6 separate regions of the Homo sapiens genome follow, and all the other regions are linked to region 6. The links are chromatin contacts, found by Hi-C or POLR2A ChIA-PET in ENCODE. All regions are on one chromosome and are shown on one strand. The core of a region is the stretch at or near the end of the contact, and the rest is flanking DNA. Distances in the headings are between cores, read along the strand shown. Region 1 holds the start of ZBTB24-DT (ZBTB24 divergent transcript). Region 2 holds the start of PPIL6 (peptidylprolyl isomerase like 6). Region 3 has its middle 4.1 kb from the start of MICAL1. Region 4 holds the start of ATG5 (autophagy related 5). Region 5 holds the start of RTN4IP1 (reticulon 4 interacting protein 1). Region 6 holds the start of SEC63 (SEC63 protein translocation regulator).

Region 1 (4,521 bases), core at 1,228-3,727, 1.5 Mb before region 6:
ATAAGAAAGACACTTAAAATACAGTATACTGATGGCTCATGCCTGTTATCCTAGCACTTTGGAAGGCCTAGGTGGGCAGAGCACTTGAGCCCAGGAGTTCAAGACCAGCCTGGGCCACATGGCAAAACCTCATCACTACAAAAAATACGGAAAAAAAAAAATAGTGGAGTGTGGTAGCATATGTCTGCAGTCCCAACTACTCAGAAGGCTAAGTGGGGAGGATCACCTGAGACCAGGAGGTAGAAGTCACAGTGAGCTGAGATCATGTCACTGCACTCCAGCCTAGGCAACAGGGTGGGATTTTGTCTCAAAACAAAACAGTATAAAAGAAAAAAAAAGTACACCTGTGTAGGGCACTTACCATGAATGGAGCTTACAGGAATAGGAGTTGCTCTGGGTGAGTCAGTGAGTGAGTGGTGAGTGAATGTGAAGGCCTAAGACATGGCTATACACTACTGTAGACGTTATAAACATTGTACGCTCTAAGCTACACTAAATTTATATGAAAAAAAATTCTTTGTTGGCTGGGTATAGGTGGCTCATGCCTGTAATCCCAGCATGGGAGGCTGAGGCAGCATTTATTTTTTTAAATGGGTGTCCTGTGTCTTTATTTGTGAAATCTGGCAACTCTCCACTCCATCTGCTGCCCCTCACTCACTGTGCTCCAGCCACACAGTCCTTGCCGTTCATCAGATGCTCCTTCCCAGTCTGAGCCTTTATGCTTGCTTTTCCCTTGCCTAGAACATTTTTATTCCAGATCTTCCCACAGCTGTCTCCATGTCATTCAGATCTCAGCTCAAATGTCACCCTATCCTGATTTCACTTCCCTGTCAGTCTCCATCATCATTCTTTATAAAATTTAACACTTTCTGAAACTATTATTCATTAGTTTACTTGTATATTTGTCCTGTCTCCCCTTAGTAGAATGTAAGCTTCATGAGAGCAAAGGCCTTGTTAGTTGCTGTATCCCCAACACCTGACGCCAATGTCTGGCTCTTAGTAGACACTCGATAAATATCTGTTAGATGAATGTATGACACCCCAAATCCTGTTCTGCAAGATTTAAATTTAAGAAGACCTGTTAGGGGTAGACCGGCTGGCCTTAACAAGAACAAAAGTTTTGAAAAAGTCAGTATGGATCCAAAACAAAATTGCCTTGAAGAAAGGGCTAGTCTGTGTTGTGGGTGGCTGATGCTGGAAGATCCTCCAGACTCAGTCTTTCCTCGCAGGATTATGCTCCAGTGAGCAATGATTGAATGAGGAAATGGAAGTACCTGGCTTACCTTGGCACTGAGTCTTCTTATGCCGTTGAGGACCTCTGGAGGGACAGTGATTTGACTGCAACCCTCGTAGCAGCAAGAAACAATGAGGTAGCTAACTTCCTGCTGGTATGCAGAAGTCAGGGAGCGCTCCCCATCCCACTTGTACCCCCACAAATCCAGAGGACTTAGAGACAATTCAATATGAAAGGGAAACCTCAGAGAAGGAGCATGTGTGGCTTGAGCTAGTTTTAATAAAATCTAGTAAAAATGTAAGAGCCAGGTTGCTAATTACACCTCCGGTTCAAGATCAGGGAGGCTATAGATGGCATGTTGGGAATCTGGAAATGGGCAGAAAAATAAGTAATTAGGTATTGGCTAAGAGAGAGAAAATGCTGAAATAAATGGATGGAAGCAGGTGGGGAGTAGATCTGGATGGGGCTTGTAGACCACATTAAGAAGCCTGGACTTTATCCAGAGGGCATGTGGGAGCCACATGGATTCTAAGCCAAGGAGTGACTCTAGTCTCTGGATCTCATATGTACTTGGAGAAATCCTCTGTACTTCTGCGAATTAAAGAGAACAACGCTGCAGCTGAGACCAGTTAGAAACAGTCTATTGAACAAAGATGATGAAAGTTTGAATAATAATGATCATTTTAATCACAGCAGACGAATTAAACCAGGCATTTCCTAAGCCCATTACATACTTAATTTTGTTTATGCAATAGCAACCCTACCAAAGTGGCACTAGTGTTAACATCTCCATTTTACAGGTAAGGTAAAGAAGTTGTGAGGGTAAGTAATTTGCCCAAGATCTCTCAGAACCCAGGTTTCTCTGACTGCAGTGCTCTCTTCATTCCCTTAGACTAAGGCATCAGGAGTGGGGAGGAAAAGGAGGCAGATGTGAAAAACATTTAGGAGGTAAGTAATAGTTATTATATTAGCACTAGATAATGACGATGGTGATGATGATGACAATGATGATGACGGTAAGGGGGATTTCATGCCTTTATACATTCAAGAACAACACCAGATTCGGTGTCGGAGAAGAGATAAAATTAAGGTATTGGCGTTGAGCTAACAGTTTAATACGATATAAAACTTCCCAAAGGGAGGGGTCACAACGCCTCTCCTGTCCATTGCCCCCAATTCACCGCAAAAGTCGCTCCTGCCTGGGCTCCCCGGCAGTGCCACACGCAGGACCTCGGGCGCCGACACCGCCCCGCCCCTGGCCGCGCCCCGCCCCGGCCACTGTCCCTCCTCCGAAGCCGCGCCCCTCCCCGCCCTGCCCCGGCCCCGGCCCCGGCCCCGGCCCCAAAGCCCCGGGCCTGCCATCTCGCCCCGCCCTGCCCCGCCCCGCCGCGGCTCCCCCGACCCCAGGCCTGCATTCTCGCCCCGCCTTGCCCCTCCCCTCCCCTGCCACGCCCCAACCCTTGAACTGCCTTCGCGCCCCGCCTTGCCCTGCCTTGCCCCGCCTTGCCCCGCCCCGCCCCGCCCCGCCATCTCGCCCCGCCCCGCCCCTCACCTCCCTTCCCCTCCCCGCCGCTCTCGTGGCCCCCACCTCCAGGGGCGCCTCTGCGGGCCACGTGGTTCGGCGTCCGCGCGCAAGCGGCTCTTGGCGCCGCGCTTCCGGGTTGGCTGTGGCTGTGGCTGCGGCGGCGGCGCAGGAGCAGAAACCGGTGCGGCGCAGAAGCCCCAGAGGCGGGCGGGGCGGAGCGGAGGGCCAGCGGGCCCCGGCGTGGGTCTCCCGCCAGGCCGCCGGGTGAGTTGGCAGCGACCCGGACCCCACCGGGCGCCCCTGAGCGGTAGGTCTGCCGCGCCGACCCCTCCCCCGCCGTGTGCTCCCCAGTCGGGCCCGCGGGGCCTGGGCGGGGAGGTGGGGGTCTTTCCGCGCCACCTCTCCCTGCTGGGACCACCCGGGGCTGCGGGGGGCTCCGCGCCGCCCCTAGTGTGTCTGGCGGCCCCACGCAGCTTAAGTTATTAGTATTTTATTGCAGCTACCTCACATTCACTTTGCACGTGCACATTTCTTCACTCTTCACATTGGTTCCCACATACGAAATGGCTAATAATCTGGGAGATGGAGGCAGCTTCGTTCTCCCTGAAATAGTTGTGCAACCATAGAAAGTTCGTGCTTGCGGAGGATTTTGGAGATGGTTAATCCCATTCCTTCATTTTATAGAAGGTAGACCCTGAACCGTTCCATGAATACTGGAGAGTCACTCAGCTAGTTAATGTGCGGCAGGAGGCTGAGGGAGAGAATTGCTTGAACCTGGGAGGCGGAGGTTGCAGTGAGCCGAGATTGCGCCACTGCACTCCAGCCTGGGCGATAGAGCGAGACTCCGTCTCAAAAAAAAAAAACCGCGAGCTAAGTTGTTTTGTTTTTGTTTTTTGAGGTGGTGGTCTCGTTCTGTCGCCCAGGCTGGAGTGCAGTGGCACGATCACGGCTCACGGCAACCTCGAACTCCCAGGCTCAGGTGATGCTCCTGCCGCAGCCTCCTGAGTAGCTGGGACCACAGGCGGGCGCCACCACGCCAGGCTAATTTTTGTATTTTTTGTATAGATGAATTCTCTCCATGTTGCCCAGGCTGGTCTCAAGTGATCCGTCGGCCTCGGCCTCCCAAAGTGCTGGGATTACAGGCGTGAGGCCACTGCGCCCGGGCCCAGAGCTAAGTTTGTAGACAGACAAAAATGGTAATGGTAAAATTCAGTTAATGATGTGAAGTGAATAGGAAGTTCATGTGGGCTGGCATTAACCTTTTAGACAGTGCTTTCTCCTTTTTAAACCTTGTTTTCTTATTTCAGATTTAACCCTTAGTGGCTTCTGAAGAAAATGGCAGAAACATCGCCAGAGCCTTCTGGGCAGCTTGTTGTACACTCAGACGCTCACAGTGACACTGTGCTGGCCAGTTTTGAGGATCAGAGGAAGAAAGGCTTCCTCTGTGACATTACTTTAATCGTGGAGAATGTACATTTCCGGGCCCACAAAGCCTTACTTGCTGCCAGTAGTGAATACTTCTCAATGATGTTTGCAGAAGAGGGGGAAATCGGCCAATCCATTTATATGCTGGAAGGCATGGTTGCAGACACCTTTGGTATCCTGCTGGAATTTATCTACACAGGTTATCTCCATGCCAGTGAGAAAAGTACAGAACAAATCCTGGCTACTGCTCAGTTCTTAAAAGTCTATGACCTGGTAAAGGCTTACACAGACTTCCAAAATAATCATAGCTCCCCAAAGCCAACAACTTTGAACACTG
Region 2 (4,280 bases), core at 1,244-3,743, 1.5 Mb before region 6:
ACACAGCATATGAAAGCATGTTGAAGGGAGGAGCCTGACCTTGTAAAGCACGTAGTCAATGCGGACACCAAAGGGAAATGGCTTCAGCTCCTGCTGGCTGACGTAGCAGTTCTTGGGTACCATTGTGTTGCCTTCCTCAGAGCCCTAAGGGAATCATTGGCTCATGCTAGGATGTGGGGGAGAAGGAGGGAGAGAAGCTGGGGATATAGGTGGGGAAGTAACAGGCAAGTCCTCACCTTGAAGTCCCGAGTTTCAAGATAGGCATCATGAAGCCCTGTCCACTCCTTCAGCAGGCAGCAGCCCAGGTCTTCTGGGTGCATGTTGAGGTCTCCACACAACAGAACCACGTCTGCCTTCTTGGATGTGTGGCTGGGGGAACCAGGTTGGTGAGGCGGGAGTTCTTCCATCACCAGCTCTTCCCCATGACTGGGGCCTTGTTCACCCTCAGCCCCTGGGTCCCATCCCACTTCCCATTTCAAGCCCAGGCTCACACACTGGATGAACTGGGCCAATTCCCAAGCTTGGGCCACACGATGTGCTAGGTAGATGTCCTTCTGTCGATTGTATTCGGCATGGAGCTGAGCAAGATAGATGAGATCACAGCAGATAAGACTGAGGGTCCCAGGGGTATGTCTGAATCAAGCCTGTGTCTGTCACTTGGCATGGTGTTTGGTATACAATGGATAAGCCTTGCCCATTGCTTCCTTATAAGATCTTGCCCCCACACCTCATCCCCAGGTATGAGAGCTAGAGAAGTACCATCTCTCTGTCCCAGGACTGGGCTGCATGTCCCAGCCCTAGGCACTGCCAGCTTCACTCACATGGGTCACATAGGCGTTGAGCACCATGCCACTTAGATGGAGCACCAGCAGCCCCACAGCCTTCCCACTGAACCAGTCACCATGATGGATCTGCAGGCAGGAGGAGATAGAAACTCAGGGCACCGCCACCATCTTTCTGCCCATCCCCTGCAGCTCTCAGAGGGCTGCCTCCTCTACCTTGTATTACTGGAGGTGGGGAAGGGAGGTGGAAGAGGTCAAAGGTCTGCCTTACCATGTAGGGGTAGCCATTGAGAGTGTAGATGTGCTGGGTAAGCTCCTGGATTGGATGTTTGGAGAAGACACAGAGGCCACTGCCAATGATTCCGCTGAAAGCCAAGCCCTGCTTAATAACCAGAAAAACAGGGAGAGACACCCAGCCTTCTTCCCCTCCCTTGTCTTCCAGCTCTGATCAGCTATTTTTTTCTTTTTCTACTGCTGGGACTAGCCCTAGAACCAAGGCGACAGCCTTTGGAGGAGTATAGGGCAGCCAGAAAACAAAGCTGAAATGGGCTGAAGTCATAGGACCTTCTTGGTTCACCCTTCTCCTTCTCTCACATCCAGAGGGAGAGGAGGCTGGAGGAGACTGGAGAGTGCAGGCAGGATAGGGAAGGGCTGGCAGGGCCAAGAGCCTCCTGGGATGACAACAGGCTTCAGGCCAGTGGGCTTCTCACCTCCGGAAGTGGTGTGCAGCTGGGTAGGTAGGTGACAGCTTCTGTCTCAGGTACTGGAAGTCCTGCTCACTCCACACCTGAGGGAAGCGGTGAGGATGCCTGCTTGGTCTTTCCCCAGTGGGACGGTCTGTCCCTCCTCCCAGCCTGGGTTCCGCACCGTGCTGCACAATCTCACCTCCTCCAGCAAAGCCAGGTCGAAGCTCTCCTGGTTCAGAAAGTCTCCCAGGCGCCTCATGCGGTCGGCCCGGTGCTTGCTCAAGTACGGAATGCCCCTAAGGAAGGGAAGAGCGGGGCAGGGGAGGCGACTGCTGGGACCACCGGCGCTGGGGCCAGATGTGGACTTTGGAGGTTCGGGTTTTCCCTACACCCTGAGATCGTGGGGCGGGATAGGGGGAGGAAGGCTGCATGGGTGCGAACGGAAGGTGGCCCCCAGACCGCACTCCGCAGACGCACTCACCAGCAGTTGAGGTTGAAGATCCGCAGTCGCAGGGAGAAGTTGGGCTTCATGGTTGGGGAGCTCCAGGGGCGCTAGGCGGCTCGAACTCTCCAGCGACGGCCGCGGTGGGGACGGGGGCGGCCGGCGGCGCCTTCTCCCCAGACCGTTCCTTCTTCGCAGGCGGCGCGCACAGGTGGGCACCAAGCCCGCGTGGCTCAGGTCGGGCCCGACTCCCGCGTTCCCCCGGCAACCGGCCGGCTGTTCCCAATCAGGCGGGCCGCCAACCCGGAAAGGCGATCCGCTGCCGAAATCCGGGCGCCCAGGCTCGGTAAGGGCCGCGCGCTAGGACCCTGGGGGTCCGGAGAGCGCCCCCGGGTGGGCGGCTCCCGGTTCCTTTTCCTCCAAGCTCGTCCCCGGCGGTCGCGGCCGCCCGCGCGCCGGCGGCCCAGCAACAGGCGCAAAGTTGAGGAAAGGCCCAGCCGCCACGGGCCGCCCTCGACCCGCCCCTGGGCCCCGCCTCCTGCGAGCGGCGGAGGCGGGGCCGCGCGGTTGCCGGAGCGACGCGCAGTGTTTGGGGTCACCGGGCGTCCCCGGGCGCGGCCATGGCAAGGCCGCAGCCGTGCGGGCCCCCGCACGCTAGGTGCGGCTCGCCGTCGCTGCCGGAGCGGCCGCTGCAGGTGAAGGTGGTGGGGCTCTTCAGCTGCCCCAACTTTCAGATTGCGAAGAGCGCCGCTGAGGTAACCACAGAGAAACCTCCGTCGTGGGCGGCCCTCCCCGCTACCCGCTCTCGGCCGCGTGGACTGCAGGCGCCGCGCCTCCTCGAGGCGGCGGGGGTCGAGGCCCCACCGGCCGAGGAAGGGGCTGGCGTGTCCTGGCCGGGCGGGCTCCGTCTGGAGGACCGGGAGGAGAGTATAGGGGGGCAAGTGCGGGTCCGGGGGCGGGCGTTCCACTTGGCGACTTTTAAAGGGAGAACTGAGCGAAGGAAGGGTTCAGAACCGCGCTGGGAGATAAGGTAATCCCCTCCGAGACACACACACACACACCCGCAGATTTTGTTCTACGTCAATTTTTTCTTTAATTAGAGATATTTAAATTTATGGAAAAATGATTACTATATAACTAGCTAATTTTTACAACCCCGCCACCTCGGCCCAAGCGATTTTTGTTAACTATTCATGCGGGGAGATTCTTTTCTTTGAATTTTATAGAGCCGTCACTGCGTTCCAATCGAACTAGATGCTTCACAAGTGCTTTGGAAAATCATTTCTTTGTAAACACTCAGAACGATACTAAAGGAAAAGCACTTGAGGAAACTGGAAGAATTTGGCCAGATCAGTCATGCTGCAGCACACTTACAACCTGAAATGCAGGAGAAATGTATGAAATGTCGGCATGTAGAATTCAGCCCTTCTTACAGGGTTTGCTCCAGAAATGCTGTCCATGGCAAACTTCTCGCCGAAGCTCACTTGACTCCAGGACCATGCCTTAATTAATGTTTTTAACTCCCGAAGTACCCAGCTGGATACTTGACAACAAAATGTTCCCAAATAGAAGATATCTTGGCGCGGTGACTCACGCCTATAATCTCAGCACTTTGGGAGGCAGAGGCGGAGTTCTAGACCAGCCTGGCCAACATGGTGAAACCCCGTTTCTACTAAAAATACAAAAAATTAGCCGGGCGTGGTGGCGGTCTCTGTAATCCCAGCTACTCAGGAGGCTGAGGCACAAGAATCGCTTGAACCCGGGAGGCGGAGTTTGCAGAGAGCTGAGATCGCGCCATTGCCCTCCAGCCTGGGCGACAGAGCCAGACCCCGTCTCAAAATAAATAAATAATAAAAAGAAAACAAGTGATCAGAAGTCTGTGAAAATAATACATGAATCATCAAAAGTAGAAATTGTGGTCTGTGTTGCTTGGGCAGACGGGATCAGCAACCTTTTATTACCAAAGTTAATGGCCATGAAGTTAATTACAAAGTTAATGTATTAATGAGTTTCAGAGATTTTTTTTCTCTTTTTTTTCGCTCTTTTTCTGAAGGCACATATTTTCTGTGCCGACTCCACATTGTAAAGAAAGTGTTGACAAGTTTTTTTCTGTAAAGTCCAGATAGTAAATATGTTAGGCCTTCTTGGCAATAGGGTCTCAGTCACACCTGTTTAGCTTTTTCCTGTGTTGCAAAAGCAGACACAGAGATGGAAATGAATGACAGTATTCCAGTAAAACCATATTATGGACACGAAATTTGACTTGCGTATAATTTTCACATAACGTGAAATACAATTCTTTTGATTTTTTAGAATTGTTTACAGGCCGAGCGCGGTGGCTCTTGCCTATAATCCCAGCACTTTGGGAGG
Region 3 (4,742 bases), core at 669-3,168, 1.5 Mb before region 6:
TGTCAGTGGGGTTGGTTTCTTCTGAGGCCTCCCTTCTAGTTGTCTTCCCCTGCCTGTATCTTCACATGTCCTTCCCTCTGTCTTACTCTCTTTTAAGAACACCAGTTGTATGGGATCAGCCCACATTAATGTCCTCATTTAATCATCTTTTCAAATACAATCCCATTCTGAGATGCTGGGTATTAGGACATCAACATGTGAATTTGGAGTAGGGGGACACAATTTACCTCCTAACAACTGGCATCTGAGTGAGGAGGGGAGCAGTGTCTGGGACACACCTTAACCACTGGAAGCATGTCTCATCTTAATCTTCATGACATTCTGGTGAGGTGAGTAATTATTATGCTTATTGGACAGATGAGAACATGGAGCCCAAAGAGAAAGTCTGTTGCCAAATGTCATACAGTAAGTGGTAGAACCAGAACTAGGGCACAGGCTTTTAAAACTTTAAGCTGGATTTCTTATTCCCAAGGTTAATAGAACCAAAAGAAAAGGACAATTTTCTTATTAAATAAGTAATTTCTTATTTATTATTAAATACATAATTTATTTCCCACTTATTAAGTTCTTATTAAAAATTACATATTTAATAAGAACTTACTAATTAAAGAATGTGACCTGCTTAATGTAATAGAAGTTTTTGACTAAAATTGAGGGTCTATGTCTGGAATTATAGCATACTTTTTTCTTTTTTTAAGTGGAGACAGGGTCTCACTATATTGCCCAGGCTGGCCTCAAACTCCTGGCCTCAAGCAGTCCTCCCACCTTGGCCTCCTAAAGTGCTGGGATTACAAGCATGTGCCACCTGCATACAATTATAACTTTTTTACATAAAACAATAGTAGTGAAAGTTACGGTCTACAGAAATTCAGTAACTACCATATAATCATGTTAGTGTTTCACTACTATTGATTTAAAGCTTAATTGGTAAGAAAATGTGGCACATATACACCATGGAATACTATGCAGCCATAAAAAAGGATGGATGAGTTCATGTCCTTTGCAGGGACATGGATGAAACTGGAAATCATCATTCTCAGCAAACTAACACAGGAACAGAAAACCAAACACCACATGTTCTCACTCATAGATGGGAATTGAACAATGAGAACACTTGGACACAAGGCAGGGAACATCACATACCAGGGCCTGTCATAGGGTGGGGGGCTGGGGGAGGGATAGGATTATGAGAAATACCTAATGTAAATGACAAGTTGATGGGTGCAGCATACCAGCATGGCACATGTATACCTATGTAACCTGCATGTTGTGCACATGTACCCTAGAACTTAAAGTATAATTTAAAAAAAAGCTTAATCGAAATTTGCCAGTTGGATGAAAGTTACTGGTAAGGTGAAAATGTCTTAGTTAACAGGAGCCTCTGTAAGTGAGCCCTTTTTTCAAATTTTTGACTGAGGATATTTTAAGTTTAGGGTAGGTTTGTTTTATTTTTGTTATCCTTAATAAGCATTAAGGTAAAATTTCATTTTCAGTTTCTAAACTTAAGCCTAAACTCTTAAGAATTGAAAGAAAACTCTTTGTTTTGCTTTTGTAAATAGCAGATAAAGAGGAATGACCTGTGAAAAATCTGCTTGCCTTGCCTTTTGTAAATAGCAGCTCTCAAGGAGTGACCTCTAAAAGAAGCTGGAATGTTGTGATAGTTTATCCTGCTCTCAAATCCTTTACACATAATTAAGCAGCAAAAGACTTTAGCTTACTGGAGTGTGTGTGTGTGTGTGTGTGTGTGTGTATTTATATATATATTTCATTCTAACTTGAAACATGGGACATCAACAGCTTTTAAACTAAAGCTCATTCGATTACATTTCTTTTTTTTTTTTTTTTTTTACGTAGGGTCTTGCTCTGTCACAGGCTGAAGTGCAGTGGCATGATCATGGCTCACTACAGCCTCTTAGCCTCCTGAGTACCTGGGACCACAGGCATGCACCACCACCACACTCAGCTAATTTTTAGATTTTTTTTTAGAGACAAGGTCTCACTACGTTACCCAGGCTGGTCTCAAACTCCTGAGCTCAAGTGATCCTCCCACCTCAGCCTCCCAGAGTGCTGGGATTATAGACACAAGCCACTGTACTCAGCCCACATTCTCAGTAATACAAAATGTAGGAATTTAAACACATTTTGGTAACAGCAAGGGATCTTAGCTTTTTTATGAGTCTGAAAAGTGGTACTATATTCAGTGTGAAGTGTGAAAAAAGGAAAAAATTTGAGCAGGGGTCAGGATAGAGAACTTTTATTCTGAATTCATAATATCCATAATATGTCACTTTAAATATAATTCAAAGATGATTTTCCAAAAGAATAGTTTGGGTATTGGTTTTAGTTCATTCATATGACTATCCTTGTTAAATGAAAAGTCAAACTGAAGCTTCCTTAGACTAAATCAGAGTTAAAAACAAAACTACATTTTAAAAATCCACCTGTCAAGATAATTTTAGTTTGGTTAATTAAGTGGCTTCTGGATAAATGTTTCTTATAATCTTAGTGTTTGAAGGGCAAAGGCAGTCTTATTACAAAAATATGGGCAAGTATTTAACTGATCCTGAACCTATTTATGTGTTTAATCTTTGCAGCCTCTCAAGGTAGAGTCCTTGTGTTATCTCAGAATCTATGAAATCATAATTGTGCTTTGACTTCTGGGGAAGGTATTGAGTAAAAAGCAGCATACAGAGGAATAAGGTGGGAAGGAAAAATAGGAAAGAATGGGGGCCCCAAGTTTGTGATTTACCCACTCCAAGCCAAGAGACAAAGCTGGGTGTCATTCTTGAAGGGGCCCACCTGACCCCCACACCCAATTCATGGCCATGTTATGTCAGTTTCACCTTGAAATATCTTTTGACTCCATCCACTTCTCCCATCCTCACTATACCATGTCACTTGCCTGTACTCCTGACAAAGACCTGATTGATCCTTTCTACCACCTCCTGCTGGGCTTTCTCCACTGGAAGTGGTGATCTGTTTGGGCTCACCATTGTACCCTTAGCTTAGCATCAAACAGAGTGCCTTGCTGAATGAATGGATTTGCATTAGTTATTAAGATAAATATGACCGTGTCTCTGCTCTGCTTAAAATCCTTCTACAGAGTTTCCATTGGCCTTTAGAATAAAATCTCCAACTTCCTCTTGGGACCCTCTTCCCCATTCTCATTTCGTCACGTGGTTCCTTGGTGTTCCCCAAACATACCCAGCTCTTTCCTGCCTGAAGGCTTTGTGGCAGGTGGTTTCTCAGCCTTGAAAGTTGTCTGCCCCCACTCTGATTCATGAGTACTCATCTGTCCTCTAACCTCAATCAAACCATGTTGTCACATCCTCTCATGGCACTCTCTACACCTTTGGCGCAGATGTCACTTTTTAAATCATGGGCTCTGTCTCTGGCTATACTGCAGCCACAGCTTCCCGGCCCAGGACCATGGGTTTGTTGCTTGAAGATACTGGCCTGCAGGTACAAAGCCATATTACAGGTGACTTAAACATGCCACCTACAGTACTAGGGACCCAGTTTCTGGGCCCAGGAGATAAGAAATTGGGAGGTGACAGAACATGGTATGGGGCAGAGGAAGGAGGATCCTGTCGTAATGGCTCAGGTTTTAACCTAGGCTACTGCTAGGTTTTACCGTTTGCAAAAACATTAGAATGGGACTCCTTTTTTTCTTTTTTTGGACGGAGTTTCACCCTCGTTGCCCAGGCTGGAGTGCAATGGAACGATCTCAGCTTACCGCAACCTCCACCTCCCGAGTTCAAGCGATTCTCCTGCCTCAGCCTTCCTGAGTAGCTGGGATTACAGGCATGTGCCACCATGCCTGGCTAATTTTGTATTTTTCATAGAGTTGGGGTTTCTCCATGTTGCTCAGGCTGGTCTCGAACTCCCGACCTCAGGTGATCTGCCCGCCTCAGCCTCCCAAAGTGCTGGGATTACAGGCATGAGCCACTGTGCCCAGCCTTAGAATGGGACTCTTTAAACTGACTTCATGTGTCACCCACTTATTTGATCCAATATGAATTGGCCAATGTGATTGTGCCAGTATTTTTAGTTCTACATACACATAATTTGAATCATGACTCAAGATTCTAATTAAGGAGAGAAATTCTTGTGGTTAATAAATAGCTTTAATAGAGTTTTTTTTTTTTTTCTTGGAAGAAATTCTAAGTAGAACTTGGTTTGGGTCTTCTAGTCTGTTCATTTCTTAGGACAGCATTGAATGATAGGATTTTGGAGTAGAAATGGGCTGAGAAGGCTGAGTAATTAAACTGCCTCCATTTAGAGATGGGCAGACGAAGTGTGGTTGGTGACATCCAAGGTCACACTAGGCTAGCGTGAAGCAAAGCTGGAATCCAACCAGACCTTCTGGATTCCAGAACAATGTATTCCCTGCTGCTTTATGCCCCCATGTTAAGTATTTAATTAGCATAAGTTGAAACTTCAAGTCAGCAGTTTTTAGCACTGATGAACTCATTATTGTTCTCTGATCTTCTTTAAAGACAAATTTTATGATGTGTCATTCATAGAGCCACATGACCCTGCTTGGCAAAAGGCATTGAGTCAAGCCAGACCCCACTAAGCCTTTGCAAAGTGGAGCGGCTAGTTGTAGCCGCTGTAGTTGTAGTAAGTGGAGCGGCTAGTTGTGTACCATCTGCTAGTGAAAGGGAAATGAGATTATTCTAGAAGCCAGGGACTGTCTCGGGATCTCTTATGGTCTCTGGATCTCTTATGGTCTCTGGATC
Region 4 (4,275 bases), core at 197-2,696, 1.6 Mb after region 6:
TAAAGGAAATTTTATATACTTTTGTCTGACACTGGGAAGGCAATGCACCTTAATCCCACAAGCTTTCTTACAGAGGCTAATAGCTGTTTACTGGGGACACTGTAGTGAGGATTTCTGCATTGAGTAGGTGAAGAGGACCATAACTGTGGCTTTCAAACTTTTCTGACTGCTACCCTTACTAAGAAATGTATTTCACATTCCTATCCAGTGTACACCACATACATACTGAAGTAAAAATTTTGGGACACAATATTTACCCTTTACATGTGTGAAGCATGCTGATATTTTCTATTTTATTTCATTTAAAAAGATGCTGGGCATGCTTCCCTAACTTGATTTAGATACCCACTAATGTACTGTAATTTACCATTTGAAAATCATTGTACTTAGTCCAACTCCAAGAAGATTTTTCTTTTTAAAAGAATCCTGTGGCTACTACTAGAATTTTCCTTATGTTCCCAATTATCAAGAACCTGTTTTGAGTCTCAGCACAGTACTTACTTAACATGCATGGCGTTAAGGCACGTGTAATTAAGAGAAAAACCTTAAATGCCTGCTAAGACTTCTGGATAGAGCCAATTCAAAGATTCTTTATTAGTAAGTTTACCAATTATTACTATTTTTTTTTTGAGACGGAGTCTCGCTCTTTCGCCCAGGCGGGACTGCGGTGGCCCTATCTTGGCTCACTGCAAGCTCCACCTCCCGGGTTCACGCCATTCTCCTGCCTCAGACTCTCCAGTAGCTGGGACTACAGAAGCCCGCCACCGCGCCCGGCTAATTTTTTTTGTATTTTTAGTAGAGACGGGGTTTCACCGTGTTAGCCATGATGGTCTCGATCTCCTGACCTCGTGATCCGCCCGCCTCGGCCTCCCAAGGTGCTGGGATTACAGGCGTGAGCCACCGCGCCCGGCCCCAATTATTTTTACAAAGAGTAAGATAAAGATATGTACTCTTGGATGGGTGGGAGGGTTCAGTGCTCATATAGTCTTCTGTTAAATTAGGTTATTAATGCCTGCGGTGGTTCCAACAAAGTAGAGAAGAAGATCAAATAAGAAAATGGATGGGAAAGTACTTTGAAAACTAATGTTTTATTAATACTGTTGTGTGATGCCAGGAAGAAAGGGATGTTGCGATCAAGCTCTAGGGAGGCAGTGTTTCAGTATTTTAAAAACTGTTTTTGTGGAACTGTTAAGTTAACCTCCCCAAGCCCCAATAACTACGCTTTGACGCAAGATTCTCAGAAGAGGGTAGAAGCTATGAACTTGGAGAGGTTTGGTCGCGAGTTCAAGCGTACTGCCCCGTTGGCGCATGCTCAAGAGCGACTCGGGCCTCCTTGCTGGGTTAGGCAGAACACGGAGGGCGGAGTTCGGACCACGTGGGGTCTCGTGACGTCATCTCCGGGCGCCGAGGGTGACTGGACTTGTGGTGCGCTGCCAGGGCTCCGCAGCGTTGCCGGTTGTATTCGCTGGATACCAGAGGGCGGAAGTGCAGCAGGGTTCAGCTCCGACCTCCGCGCCGGTGCTTTTTGCGGCTGCGCGGGCTTCCTGGAGTCCTGCTACCGCGTCCCCGCAGGACAGTGTGTCAGGCGGGCAGCTTGCCCCGCCGCCCCACCGGAGCGCGGAATCTGGGCGTCCCCACCAGTGCGGGGAGCCGGAAGGAGGAGCCATAGCTTGGAGTAGGGTACGTGTGTGTGTCCACCTTGTGTGAGGAAATTCCTAGAGGAGGAGGGCTGGGGAGGGGCCAGGTAGGTGTGGTAGGAAGGAGGGGTGAGTAGTTGCCTGGAGGAGCGCCCGCCCGGCCGCGATGGCGGGTGAAGGTGGTTCCTCCGGGCAAGGTGGAGTTGGCGAGACGCCGGCCCGGAGCCCTGGGGCCGGTTGGCGGGTGTGGCCTGCGGGGTCCCTCTTGGGGTACATGTCTGTTGCTTACTAAGGTAGGAAAGCGAGAGTCTAGTCGCAGGCTCTAGAGTTCAGTTCAGGACCTGAATTGTTTGTGGAACACAGTTATTTAAACCTTTATTGCACAGTGCAGTGTGAGTCTGTCCAAACTCGGTGGGTATGTCCTCCAAGCAATTTATCTATTTACGATATTCCCTGTCTCAATAACAATATTTAGTGCTACCAAAGACATTTTCTGTTGGCAAGACACTTTTACATACTTCATTTGTACTTTGGATTATTTTAAAATTATCCTGAACTTGAGGAACCTAGGAAACTATTGGTTCTAGATTTTTCTGAGGGGTGAGGAGGTACAGCCTGTCTTGAGCAATCAGAACCCGGAGACTTACCAGACAGTAGCTGAACTTCCAAAGCCTTCCAGAATTGGCTTGTTAAATTTCTGAGACCTTGAAACTGGATACTTGGCTCTGAACTGAACTATTTGTGATTTCCATAGAGGGAGTTTCTGGTTGAATTTTGAATTTGAAAATAACGATGTTGTGCTCAGGGTAGTAATTGAGAGGTATTTTACACCAGATTTAAGCCTGTGCTTTTATCTTCAAAGATATGCTACTTAAAATTGGGGGAAAGTGTACAGAATGGAACTGTATGGATATGGATTTTTAGAATAGTGCACACACCTCAAGTGTGTATTTATTTCATTAATTTCCCCCAAACTGAGTACCTCCTATGTGTTAGGCACTGGACAAAACAGTAAACAAAATAGTAAACAAAAGAATAAAAATCCCTGCCATCATGAAGTTCCACTTTGGGGATGGGGTGAGAAGACATTGATACAAAAATTAAGGTACAGTCTTTCCTGTCCCTCGGCATCTGTGGGAGATTGGTTCCAGGACCTCCCTTGGATACCAAAGTCCTCAAATGCTCAAGTCCCTGATATAAAATGGTGTAGTGTTTGCAGATAACCTATGCACATCCTCCTATCTTTAGTTCAACTCTGCATTATTTATAATGCGCAATACAACTTAAATGCTGTATAAATAGTTGTTATGGTGTATTGTTTAGGGAATAATGACAAAAAAGAGTCTATACATGTTCAGTACTGACTTTTTTTTCCTTCCCCGAATATTTTTTCATCCATGATTGGTTGAATACAAGGACGAAGAACCCATGGGTAGGAAGGGCCAACTGTGTACGTCAAGTGGCGGAAAGTGCTAGAGAAAAAAACCAAAGCAGTGCAGGGGTATAGGGAATGCCAAGAGATGGGAGTGGTGGCCATAGAAAAGATGATATTAACTTGGAGGCCTACGGGTGATAAAGAAGGGTGCCACTTGGAAGGAGCTGCCACTGAAGCCCTGAAGCAGGCGCATACTAGCTAGTTTGACTGGAAAATAATGAACAAGAGGGAAAGAAGTAGTGGATACTTAGGTGGAAATGGGGCCAAGTCATTTAGGAGCATGTGGGAATTTATAAGAACCTTAATTTGTACTTTGAATGAGTTGGGTTTTGAGTAAGCAGTGAGTTGATCTAACTTGTGTTTTAAAAGATCTGATTGCTATGTTGACTGTATGCAGCAGGTGCAGAAATAAGAGTTGTTAGTAGGCCATTGACTGCATTTATCCAGGTTAAAGGTCGAGGTGACTTGAATCAGGGTAGTAATAGTGGCGGTAGTGCGAAATGACCAGATTCTAGACTTTTGAGAGCAGTCAGGTAGAAGAAGGGTCAAGGACGACTCCAAGGGTTACGGACTGAGCAACTAAAGAATATAACTTGGCCGGGCGTGATGGCTCATGCTTGTAATACCATCTTTGAGAGAATCCCCAGCCTGGGCGACATAACGAGACCCTGTCTCTACAAAAAAATAAAAAATTAGCTGGGCATAGTGGCATGAGCCTGTAGTCCTGGCTACTTGGGAAGCTGAGATGGGAGGGGAGGATCACTTGACCCCCTTGAGCTCAAGGTTACAGTGACCCATGATCCTTCACTGTAGTCCATCCTGGGTGACAGCAAGACCCTGTCTCTTTAAAAAAAAAAAAAAAAAAAAAAAAAAGGACTTTTCCACTTAGCGAAACGGAAAAGACCACAGAGTGATAATGATAGGAGAACTTTTTGTTGGGAGGCCAAGGCGGGCGGATCACGAGGTCAGGAGACCGAGACCATCCTGGCTAACACGGTGAAACCCCGTCTCTACTAAAAATACAAAAAAACAAACAAACAAAAAAAACAAACCCGAGCCTGGTGGCAAGCGCTTGTAGTCCCAGCCACTGGGAGGCTGAAGCAGGAGAATGGCATGAACCCGGGAGGCAGAGCTTGCAGAGAGCCGAGATTGCGCCACTGCACTCCAGCCTGGGCGACAGAGCGAGACCCCGTCTCAAAATAA
Region 5 (4,475 bases), core at 89-2,588, 1.3 Mb after region 6:
ATTATATATTACAGCTATCTATAATTATAATTCCACGCTGCCAGCTGGGAAACAAACAAAACGACAACTTCTAGGGTGGAATAAAAAGGAAGATGGAAGGCAGTTTAGGTCATCAGCGCCTACTTCTTACCAGAAATCACCTGGAGCCTCCATTAAACCATACTCCCGAACTTACCACACAGCTCTAATTAAGTCTAGAGTGGGGCATAGTTTTAGTTTCAACAGGTGCTTTATGTGACTCTGATAGCAATGGGCCTGCAGACAGTTCTAAGGTTGAGTGACGTGAACCAGGAAGCAAAAAGACCCGAATTAAAGCTATAACAGCAGAAATAACGTAAGAGGGCAGATTCCAGCCATATCTGCAAGATAGAATGAAGAGGGCTTAGTGATTTATTGGATATGAAAGATGAGGAAGAATCTAAAGGCAAATGAGATAATAGTTGTGCCATTAAAAAGAGTCTATTAAGAATTCAGAAATACCAGAGCTTTTTTAAGACGGGGGTTGAGAGGTAAGTCCTGTTACAATGATTACTTCAACACCGATTAAAGTGAATTTGAGGGTGCTTATGTGACATTTAGAAGAACTGCCCAGAAAGCATTCACAAATACAGTCTAGAATTCAAACACGACGTCCAGGACATGGAGACACGGGTTAGGAAATCACTGGTATCTTAGTGGTAGGTAAATCCTAGAGAACGAATTCTTTGAAAAAAGCCAAAAATTACTCATTTGAATTTTGCAAACTACAGTTTCGCCGGGCTTCTTAGCGACAACTGCAGCTAAGTGTCGGGGACAGAAGAGAGACTGAAGTGGCCCCGCAAGCCCCCTTTGGCAAAGCCCACTCCGAGACCATCCGGATCCCGACCTACACCAGAGCAAATGTCTAATGGTGAGAAGCCGCTTCACCACCCTACAGATCCGCGGTGCAGAGATTTCCCTGCTAAGGTCCTAACTCCTGAATGGGTACGGCGAGTACACCCGAAGAATCGAAAGGTACTTATCCCCCACTCAGTTCTAGAGGAAGCAGCGAGGTGGGCCAAGATGCGTGGTAAGGCCCAGGGACTCTTTGTCAACGAAGTCCGTTAAACTTTCCGCCCTCCCGGGGGCCTCAGCGGGCCAATTCCACTCACTTCTCGGAGGCTCCGGCCCAGCATGGTCCTCGTGCCCAGCCTGCCACCACAGGAGCCAGGCAAGGGGGAAAAAGAGGTCACCGGTCGCTAGTGATGTTACATGGGCGCAGCCATCTTTAATTGTCACTGAGCCCTTCAACACCGAGTACTTGGATTGGTTGAATTGCAGCCCGAGGAAATGATCTTTGTAGGCGATTGGTTGGCGCCGCAAAGCCATCCCGGCGGCTAAGGAGAGCGGGCAGGCAAGGAGATTCCGGGCCAGGGTCGCGGCGGCAGTCGGCAAGCGTTCGATTCTCTGGCGTTGGATCGCGAGCGGTGTCTGCTTGTCCCGCCGAGGGCTCCCAGGACAGGGCAGGGATCTAGGGGGTTTGCGCACCTGCTTTTTAATGCCCCGCCCCCCCTTTTTTTTTTAAAGTGGAGGGGGTGAAAGTGAGGGAGGAGAATGGACAGAATACTGACTGGAACGTTAATTCGAGCATTTCATATGCGAAGAGCGGAATAACAGTTCCGTATTCTTCTTTCAGTTTCTCCATTAGATTAGCTTCATTTTCGAATGCTCCGTTTTGCATGCTTAATTTTGAAACTAGCCCGTGGTTTGGCAGAATTTGACTGAATTCAGGGGTGAGAGTTTGATCCAGTCCAAGTGTATTTGAATTTGAGCACGCAGTTCAACCAGTGTTTACAATGGAATTTCTGAAGACTTGTGTACTTAGAAGAAATGCATGCACTGCGGTTTGCTTCTGGAGAAGCAAAGTTGTCCAAAAGCCTTCAGTTAGAAGGATTAGTACTACCTCTCCTAGGAGCACTGTCATGCCTGCTTGGGTGATAGATAAATATGGGAAGAATGAAGTGCTTCGATTCACTCAGAACATGATGATGCCTATCATACACTATCCAAATGAAGTCATTGTCAAAGTTCACGCTGCCAGTGTAAATCCTATAGACGTTAATATGAGAAGTAAGTTTTCAAAAGACATTGTTACCTTTTTTAAAAAAATCACTTTCATAAGGTATGCCGTTTTAAAAAATTGACTACGCTTCTTTGGTTTACATAAATGAATCATTTAGGTTTTTAACAATACCTCTGCAAATATTTCCAAAATTTTTGAAATTGCAATGGCCAGGGAATCCTTCTGGCCATTTGTATTGACAAAATATAAGCTTGATTGTTTTCATGCGTCCTTAAATATGTAAGTTCAGACTTGAGAACTGTGTCTGTAGCTAACTTTTTTTTTTTTGAGACTGAGTCTCACTCTGTCACCCAGGCTAGAGTGCGGTGGCCTGATCTCAGCTCACTGCAACCTCCGCATCCTGGGTTCAAGCAATTTCTCCTGCCTCAGCCTCCCGAGTAGCTGGGATTACAGGCGCATGCCACCACACCGGGCTAATTTTTTGTATTTTTAGTAGAGATGGGGTTTCACTATGTTGGTCAGGCTGGTCTCGAACTCCTGACCTCAGGCGATCCTCTGCCTCCGCCCCCTAAGTGCTGGGATTACAGACGAGCCATTGCGCCCTGCCTATGTTTGTAGCTAAATTTCTGTCCAGGGAACTTTGTGGTATTCTGAGATCCGTCACAGGCTTCGGAAGTATAGTTGTTTCCTAGTCAGTTTAGAATTTATGGGGTTTTTTGTTTGTTTTTGAGACAGAGTCTCACTCTATCGGCAGGCTGGAGTGCAAGGGCGCTTTCCTGGCTCACTGCAACCTCCGCCTTCCGGGTTCAAGCGATTCTCCTGCTTCAGCCTCCCAAGTAGCTGGGACTACAGACATGCGCCGCCACACCCAGCTAATTTTTGTATTTTTATAGAAACGGGAGTTTCACTGTGTTGGTGGGAGGCTGAGGCAGGAGAATCGCTTGAATCCGGAAGGCGGAGGTTGCAGTGAGCCAAGAACGCGCCCTTGCACTCCAGCCTGCCGATAGAGTGAGACTCCATCTCAAAAAAAAAAAAAAAAAAAAAAAAAAAAGCATTGAAATGACTTTACTGTGATTGTCTCATGAAGTCTACGTTTGTATTCTTTGTTTTGAAGTAGTAATTGCTACTACCAGTTGGGCATGCCGTTTTCCTTTATTCTTTTTATATTAGGCTTGAAGAGAATTCAGTTTTTTATAAGATATGTCTTTTAGTGGTAAGTTTTACTCAATGATCAGCATGTTTTTTCATCTCCTTTGATTGTAAGTTCTTTCAAGATTGATCCCATGCTTTGTCAACCTGTTTCAGTGCTTCACATACGCAGTTGTCATTCAGTCACTATTTCTATGCCTTTTTATATTTTTGTTCTGACTTAAGATAACAAACTTAAATTAGCAGTATTTTATCTATGAGTAATTTTTACATTTTGTCTTCGTTTAGGTCTGTTAGCTTTTTATTTCTTTAAATGCACATGCGTAATTCATGCCGTGTACATTTTCATTTAAACAGAATGGCTGTATCTAGACTTTTCTTGGCTGCTGTTTAATAATATAACACTGTAAAACATTTTACTTTTATATAGTATTCTTGAAACATCTTAGTTTTTTATGACTTGAATGGGTAATATTATTCGCAAGTTATCCTCTTTTTTTTTTTCTCCTACCTTTTGAGGATATTTATTGTCATTGCAGAAGATATCTGAAACAGTAGCTTGGGGAAATAAAATAATGAGTAGAAGACTGTAAACTGTAGGAAGCAGTTATTTCCCTTGGCAAGAAAGCAAGAGACATGTCTATTTTATTTGAAAGATGAAGGCTGGCTGTTTTTCTGGAGACGGCCACTACTGTTGGACGTAAAATAATAAATCATAGAAATGGCTAAAGAAATGAAGAATTTTTACATGGGGAAAAAATGCAGCCAACAGCATCATACCAACAAAGTTTGGTGTCTTTAGATGGGATTAAAGTCTTTAAACTGATGACAGATTTAGGATTTTTCAAATTGGCCCAACTCTCTGAACAAGTCAAGGTGTCAACCCCTGTCAATAGGATGGAACACTTAAGGGCCCCATTCAGTCATCCGTGTCACCAAACAGGTTCTCAATTACTAACTGCCAGCTGACTACATTCTGGGTTCAGGGGCTTGTTAGATAGTAACAGTGAGCCAAGGCTACTCAGTTGATGTATTAGCATTATCAGGGGACCAAGAAAACTAAAAACAACCTTGGGCTGCAGGCTCTGTATCTCAAAGAGGACTGAAACCTTTCTGCAGCTCTTAAACAGCAGCTAAAGTTTGACACGACTAAATGTCCACTTCTGTTGTTCAAACCACATAGAAGTTTCAGTGAATAATTGTTTAATTATCTTTAGCAGTGGAAAAGGAATGTAAGGCAGGAAAAGTGAAGCACATGACTTTTGTGAATATTACAAGTGAAGTT
Region 6 (4,648 bases), core at 2,144-4,643:
TGCAACCTTCACCTCCTGGGTTCAAGTGATTCTCCTGTCTCAGCCTTCTGAGTAGCTGGGATTACAGGCGCCTGCCACCACACCCAGCTAATTTTTGTATTTTTAGTAGAGACCGGGTTTCACCATGTTGGTCAGGCTGGTCTTTTACTCCTGGCCTCAAGTGATCTGCCTGCCTTGGCTTCCCAAAGTCCTGGGATTACAGGCCTAAATGCCTTTTAATATATGCTGTTAGACTAAAGACAAGTTTTGTCTGTAGCTTTGCTTCTTCCATATTTTTCTTTTTTTTGAGATGGAGTCTTGCTCTGTTGGCCAGGCTAGAGTGCAGTGGCATGATCTCGGCTCATTGCAACCTCTGCCTCCTGGGTTCAAGTGATTCTCCTGCCTCAGCCTCCCGAGTAGCTAGGCTTACAGGCACCACCACCATGCCCGGCTAATTTTTGTATTTTTAGTAGAGATAGGGTTTCACCATGTTGGCCAGGTTGGTCTTCAATGTGATCCATGGCACCCAGCCATATTAATTTACTTTTATTAAATATCTCACTAAAATAATTTCTTGAAACAATTTTATTAGGTTAAAAATATCTGCTGGGCATGGTGGCTAATGCCTGTAATCCCAGCACTTTGGGAGGCTGAGGTGGGCGGATCACCTGAGGTCAGGAGTTCGAGACCAGCCTGGCCAACTTGGTGAAACCCTGTCTCTACTAAAAATGCAAAACTTAGCCGGGTGTGGTGGTGCACGCCTGTAGTCCCAGCTACTCGGGAGGCTGAGGCATGAGAATCACTTGAACCTGGAGGCAGAGGCTGCAGTGAGCCAAGAATGCACCACTGCACTGCAGCCTGGGCAACAGAATGAGACCCTGTCTCAAAAAAAAAAAAAAAAGTGAATCAGAAATTGCGATTAAATTAATTAAAGGTATGATTAAGATTTGCTTTGGAGAATATTTGGGTGGTCTGAGGTTATCTATGTTCAGTAATATTAAGTTCTAGGATAAATTATATGTATACTTTTGAAAATAGAGGATACATTTTCAAATCTTGAACATGCTTTGGTTAAAAAAATAACATTTTAGATTGATCTGGGGTTTTTTCAAATTGCTATTTCAATTTGGTTCAAGCCACTTTTAGGCATGACCCCAAAGCTGCAGTGAAAATATTATTCCTGCAGAAAGAAAGAAGGGGAGTATTTATCATCAATAACTTATATTGCTACAAGGTTACAAAACTGATGTATTATCTTTAAACAAATGCCCAGCAAAACATAATAGGAGTAATAAAAAAACAGTTCAACATTATTAAAACCGAGGAAGACTTAATAACATATTCAACAAACAAAAGGAACTTCATGATCCTGCTCACTTCAGCTGCAACAAGTCTGTGACTAATTTTCTGTAGCAAGGCAAATTGTTCACTCTGGGTATATCAGCGTTGGGAGATCACAATGCTATGTTGATTTCATAGTTCAACCTTCCCTTCATTTCTTGGTTTTATTTTTTCACCTATAATATAGTTTTGAACTTTGTGCAGAAAAAAAGTGAGGAGGGAAATGCATAGAAATGAATTTCAGAAATTTCCTTTCAAAGTGAGTAGATAGGAAATTTGAAGGGAAGAGAGAATACATATGAACACAATCTATTATGAAGGAAAGCATTACTGATTAAGATACTAGTTTTGAAGACATGAAATGAAAGACAATGAGCAACCAGATTTTTCCTCCAACAATGGAAGGAATATTATAATGCATTTAGTTAACAGAGTATAAAGTATTAAAATGAGTCCTTGAAATATAGTGTAATATTTGGTATTTGCATATTACACTTTCTCCTTTGAAAAGCATTTTCACAATTAGTCCTTTCAATCTCTGCAACCAGGTGGGCTATCCTTTTAACCCAGAGAGGGGCAATGGACTCTGGGATAGACCCCAGCCACAGCTGCCGCTGGACCGTGGGGTCGTTCAAAGATCTGGGCAGAAGTCCAGTTTCCAGCTCAGCGGACACCAGCCTCTAGGGTCCCACAGCCAGGGGAAGGAGAGGCTCCCGAGAGCGACTGCTCCCGCCACCGTCCATCCCTGAAATGCAGTTTCCTGTTCACAACCCGCAGGGAGAATGCCAGTCACTGTCAGGAAATTTTAAGGTCCTGGGCGATGGAGGGTCAAGGGCACACTGGCTTTGTGGCATCAAAATGATATGGGTTTGAATCCTCAGACATTCTTTTACTGTGAGGGACCTTGGGCAGTCTCTCTGGGCCTCAATTTTCTCATTTGTAGAGCAGACATACTTTGCTTTATTCCATGGGGTTTACTGATGACTAAATGACACAAAACAATAAAGGTCTCAGCCTACCGCCTGAAGCTGGTGGTTATAATTAGCAGCTCTGGAATGGGTAGGGAACCATCTGTAACGGCTTGGGGAAATCTTCATCTGCAAGATGGGCACAGCGTAGATTCAAATCTGTCGCCCAGTGGAGAGCGATCCGGTCTCACTGCAACCTCCGCCTCCCGGGTTCAAGCGATTCTCCTGCCTCAGCCTCCTGAGTAGCTGGGATTACAGGCGCGTGCCACCACAGCCGGCTAGTTTTTGTATTTTTAGTAGAGACGCGGTTTCACCATGTTGGTTAGGCTGGTCTGGAACTCCTGACCTCATGATCCACCCGGTCTCCCAAAGTACTGGGATTACAGGCATGAGCCACTGCGCCCGGCCAGATAGTAAACATTGCTTTGAAAACACAACTGCAACCCACACCTCCCGCAACCCACACCTCCCCATCCCCCAATTTTTTTTTTTTTTGAGATGGAGGCGCGCGCCACCACGTCCGGCTAATTTTTGTATTTTTAGTAGAGAGTGGGTTTCACCATGTTGGTCAGGCTGGTCTCGAACTCCTGATCTCATGATCCGTCCGCCTCGGCCTCTCAAAGTGCTGGGATTACAGGCGTGAGCCACTGTGCCCGGCCTCCCACCCCCTATTCTAAATGACACTTGTTTCCAAAATATGGGGGCTGGAGGAGCAGATCCAGAACCCAAGGAAACGTGATCAACCAGGGCAATTAATCCAGAGGGCAGGACAGGCTGAGCCTCAGCTCTTCTCTGAATATCTGGGACCCCTGCGCAGCCAGGTGAACCGCCCGCGACCGCTGCTCCGGCGGGAAGCCTTCTCTGGGATCCTGTACGCCGACGCCCGGAATCCGGCGTGGTGCGCTGGGAAACTGAGCGGTGGAGGAAGGCGGAGCGGTTAGGGGCGGGACCCTAGGGGAGGGGTTGGGGGAGGGCTTTGACGTTAGGGCGGGGCTAAGGGCGAGACCTCGCCGAGTTCCACCGTTGCGCTCGCCACGTCTCCCTTAGCGAGCTCGCTGGGGACACGCAGGGGGAGGGAAAACTGAGCGGGGCGGGAACTATCTCCTCTCGCGAGAGCTGGCGACGGCGGCGGCAGCGGCAGAGGTGGCGGCGGCGTGTCCGTGAGAGTGGCGTGGGGGCGGGGAGGAGAGGCGGCGGCGGCAGTGTCCAAGCTACGCCACTCGGGCCGGGGCGTTGGGAGCGGGAGTGCAGAGCGTGGTCGTGGCGGCGGCGGTGAGAAGAGCGAGGCGGAGGAGGGGGTGCCATGGCCGGGCAGCAGTTCCAGTACGATGACAGTGGGAACACCTTCTTCTACTTCCTCACCTCCTTCGTGGGGCTCATCGTGATCCCGGCGACATACTACCTCTGGCCCCGAGATCAGAATGCCGGTGAGTCCCGCCGGCCTTTGCCCGCGAACCCGCGCAGGCCCCGCCAGCGCCCCCAGGCCCTGCGGCGCCCGCTTGCCCGGCCCCAGCCCGCGGCGTCCGGGATGACAGGGACGGTGCGGCCCGGCCTGTGTCCAGCGTCCGCCACTGGCGGGGCCCGGGTCAGCAGCGTTTCCCTCGGCGCTTCTCCACCTCCCTTCATTGTCCTCAGGAGTTTCGCTCGCTCCATCTTCTCCATTGTTGTGGACGCTCCTTGCAGCCTCCTCCTGCCTCTTTGTCTTCTCTGCCTTTGCTTTTATTGGGGATTTTTCTTTATGGAGGAAGCGGGATGGGGACTTGGGAGGTGAGCAAAGAGTTGGCCAAGAAGAGACTGAACGTGCGGGCACAACTCTCAGTCCGTCCAGTTCGCGGCCCTCATCCCCCGACTCCGGTTTCCCTGTTGCAGCTGCTCTTAACAGATGTTTTAGGGCATCTCTGAGCCGGGTGGCATGCTTAGGACTCCAATTGAGCTTTCCACCGCCTACCCCCGTCACTTCCTCCCGTTGCTTTTTCATTTGTTCACTCACTGTGGGGGTTGGAAGCAATGCCGTTATTCCTCTTAGCAAAAATAGGCTTTTTTCTATTTCCTTTTCTTCGGAGTTTCCTGTTTGTGACGGAAAAAGTGCAAGTATGAAGGATTAAGTCTCGTTTAATTAATCTTGTAGGGAATTTTGAGGTAGTGGGTCGATTTACTTTTGGTTCTAAGTCTTTTCACATTAAACAACATCGAATTAAAGCACAGAATAACAGATTCTTTTCATATTTCACTTGATGTTTGGGTAATGTTTGCATCCATTTGTTGCACTCTACTAGGACATATGGCAGATGGTATTCTTAAAGCTGATGTAACTGCGAGGGCCTAATGGGTTATTTATGGTAGTGTTAACAGTAAGGAGT

What was found. Hi-C counts contacts between places; a loop is a spot of excess contacts on that map. ChIA-PET counts read pairs that join two places held with the same protein, here RNA polymerase II (POLR2A). Pooled maps may share reads with other maps.
Region 1: a map of heart right ventricle shows a loop between it and region 6 (5-fold over the local background). The contact joins the promoter of ZBTB24-DT here to the promoter of SEC63 in region 6. A Hi-C loop is called at or near these places in 3 of 168 maps with a recorded cell type or tissue (CD4-positive, alpha-beta memory T cell, heart right ventricle and naive thymus-derived CD4-positive, alpha-beta T cell), 1 of 37 single-sample maps with no recorded cell type and 14 of 50 pooled maps. POLR2A ChIA-PET finds 5 or more read pairs at or near these places in 1 of 52 experiments (GM12878).
Region 2: a map of naive thymus-derived CD4-positive, alpha-beta T cell shows a loop between it and region 6 (17-fold over the local background). The contact joins the promoter of PPIL6 here to the promoter of SEC63 in region 6. A Hi-C loop is called at or near these places in 1 of 168 maps with a recorded cell type or tissue (naive thymus-derived CD4-positive, alpha-beta T cell), 2 of 37 single-sample maps with no recorded cell type and 18 of 50 pooled maps. POLR2A ChIA-PET finds 5 or more read pairs at or near these places in 1 of 52 experiments (activated CD4-positive, alpha-beta T cell).
Region 3: a loop to region 6 is called in a pooled map, with 7 times the contacts of the local background. The contact joins the enhancer-like site here to the promoter of SEC63 in region 6. A Hi-C loop is called at or near these places in 3 of 37 single-sample maps with no recorded cell type and 12 of 50 pooled maps. POLR2A ChIA-PET finds 5 or more read pairs at or near these places in 1 of 52 experiments (activated CD4-positive, alpha-beta T cell).
Region 4: a loop to region 6 is called in a map of B cell, with 9 times the contacts of the local background. The contact joins the promoter of ATG5 here to the promoter of SEC63 in region 6. A Hi-C loop is called at or near these places in 4 of 168 maps with a recorded cell type or tissue (B cell, CD14-positive monocyte, CD8-positive, alpha-beta T cell and 1 more), 1 of 37 single-sample maps with no recorded cell type and 13 of 50 pooled maps. POLR2A ChIA-PET finds 5 or more read pairs at or near these places in 1 of 52 experiments (naive thymus-derived CD4-positive, alpha-beta T cell).
Region 5: a loop to region 6 is called in a map of naive thymus-derived CD4-positive, alpha-beta T cell, with 24 times the contacts of the local background. The contact joins the promoter of RTN4IP1 here to the promoter of SEC63 in region 6. A Hi-C loop is called at or near these places in 1 of 168 maps with a recorded cell type or tissue (naive thymus-derived CD4-positive, alpha-beta T cell), 1 of 37 single-sample maps with no recorded cell type and 9 of 50 pooled maps.

Annotation. Positions count from the first base shown.
Region 1 is chr6:109,481,600-109,486,120 of GRCh38, reverse strand. It overlaps ZBTB24-DT (ZBTB24 divergent transcript), which reads right to left and starts at 2,477. Exons shown (of 4, transcript NR_187591.1): 1 at 1,284-2,477. ZBTB24 (zinc finger and BTB domain containing 24) reads left to right here and starts at 2,902. Exons shown (of 7, transcript NM_014797.3): 1 at 2,902-3,023; 2 at 4,067-4,521. The coding sequence starts at 4,095. RefSeq lists silencers at 2,402-2,841, 2,922-3,211.
Region 2 is chr6:109,438,841-109,443,120 of GRCh38, reverse strand. It overlaps PPIL6 (peptidylprolyl isomerase like 6), which reads left to right and starts at 2,493. Exons shown (of 8, transcript NM_173672.5): 1 at 2,493-2,665. The coding sequence starts at 2,531. It overlaps SMPD2 (sphingomyelin phosphodiesterase 2), which reads right to left and starts at 2,397. Exons shown (of 10, transcript NM_003080.3): 1 at 1,950-2,397; 2 at 1,668-1,764; 3 at 1,493-1,569; 4 at 1,054-1,147; 5 at 822-911; 6 at 496-578; 7 at 237-369; 8 at 40-144. The coding sequence starts at 1,999. RefSeq lists enhancers at 1,513-1,592, 1,753-1,822 and silencers at 2,236-2,441, 2,083-2,902.
Region 3 is chr6:109,457,532-109,462,273 of GRCh38, reverse strand. It overlaps a transcript of MICAL1 not described here. Among named protein-coding and RNA genes, the nearest start is that of MICAL1, 4.1 kb to the right of the region's middle. RefSeq lists an enhancer at 3,081-3,130. Within about 2 kb of position 1,918, at least 4 of the 41 ENCODE cell types and tissues checked have a DNase peak (open chromatin) inside an H3K27ac peak, as active enhancers do.
Region 4 is chr6:106,322,931-106,327,205 of GRCh38, reverse strand. ATG5 (autophagy related 5) reads left to right here and starts at 1,446. Exons shown (of 8, transcript NM_004849.4): 1 at 1,446-1,680. RefSeq lists enhancers at 1,247-1,566, 1,587-1,636, 3,284-3,784, 3,785-4,275.
Region 5 is chr6:106,626,361-106,630,835 of GRCh38, reverse strand. It overlaps RTN4IP1 (reticulon 4 interacting protein 1), which reads left to right and starts at 1,338. Exons shown (of 9, transcript NM_032730.5): 1 at 1,338-2,088. The coding sequence starts at 1,815. QRSL1 (glutaminyl-tRNA amidotransferase subunit QRSL1) reads right to left here and starts at 1,258. Exons shown (of 11, transcript NM_018292.5): 1 at 1,131-1,258. The coding sequence starts at 1,154. RefSeq lists enhancers at 1,027-1,086, 1,117-1,256.
Region 6 is chr6:107,956,953-107,961,600 of GRCh38, reverse strand. It overlaps SEC63 (SEC63 protein translocation regulator), which reads left to right and starts at 3,393. Exons shown (of 21, transcript NM_007214.5): 1 at 3,393-3,715. The coding sequence starts at 3,592. RefSeq lists enhancers at 2,150-2,750, 3,353-3,954 and a silencer at 3,191-3,730.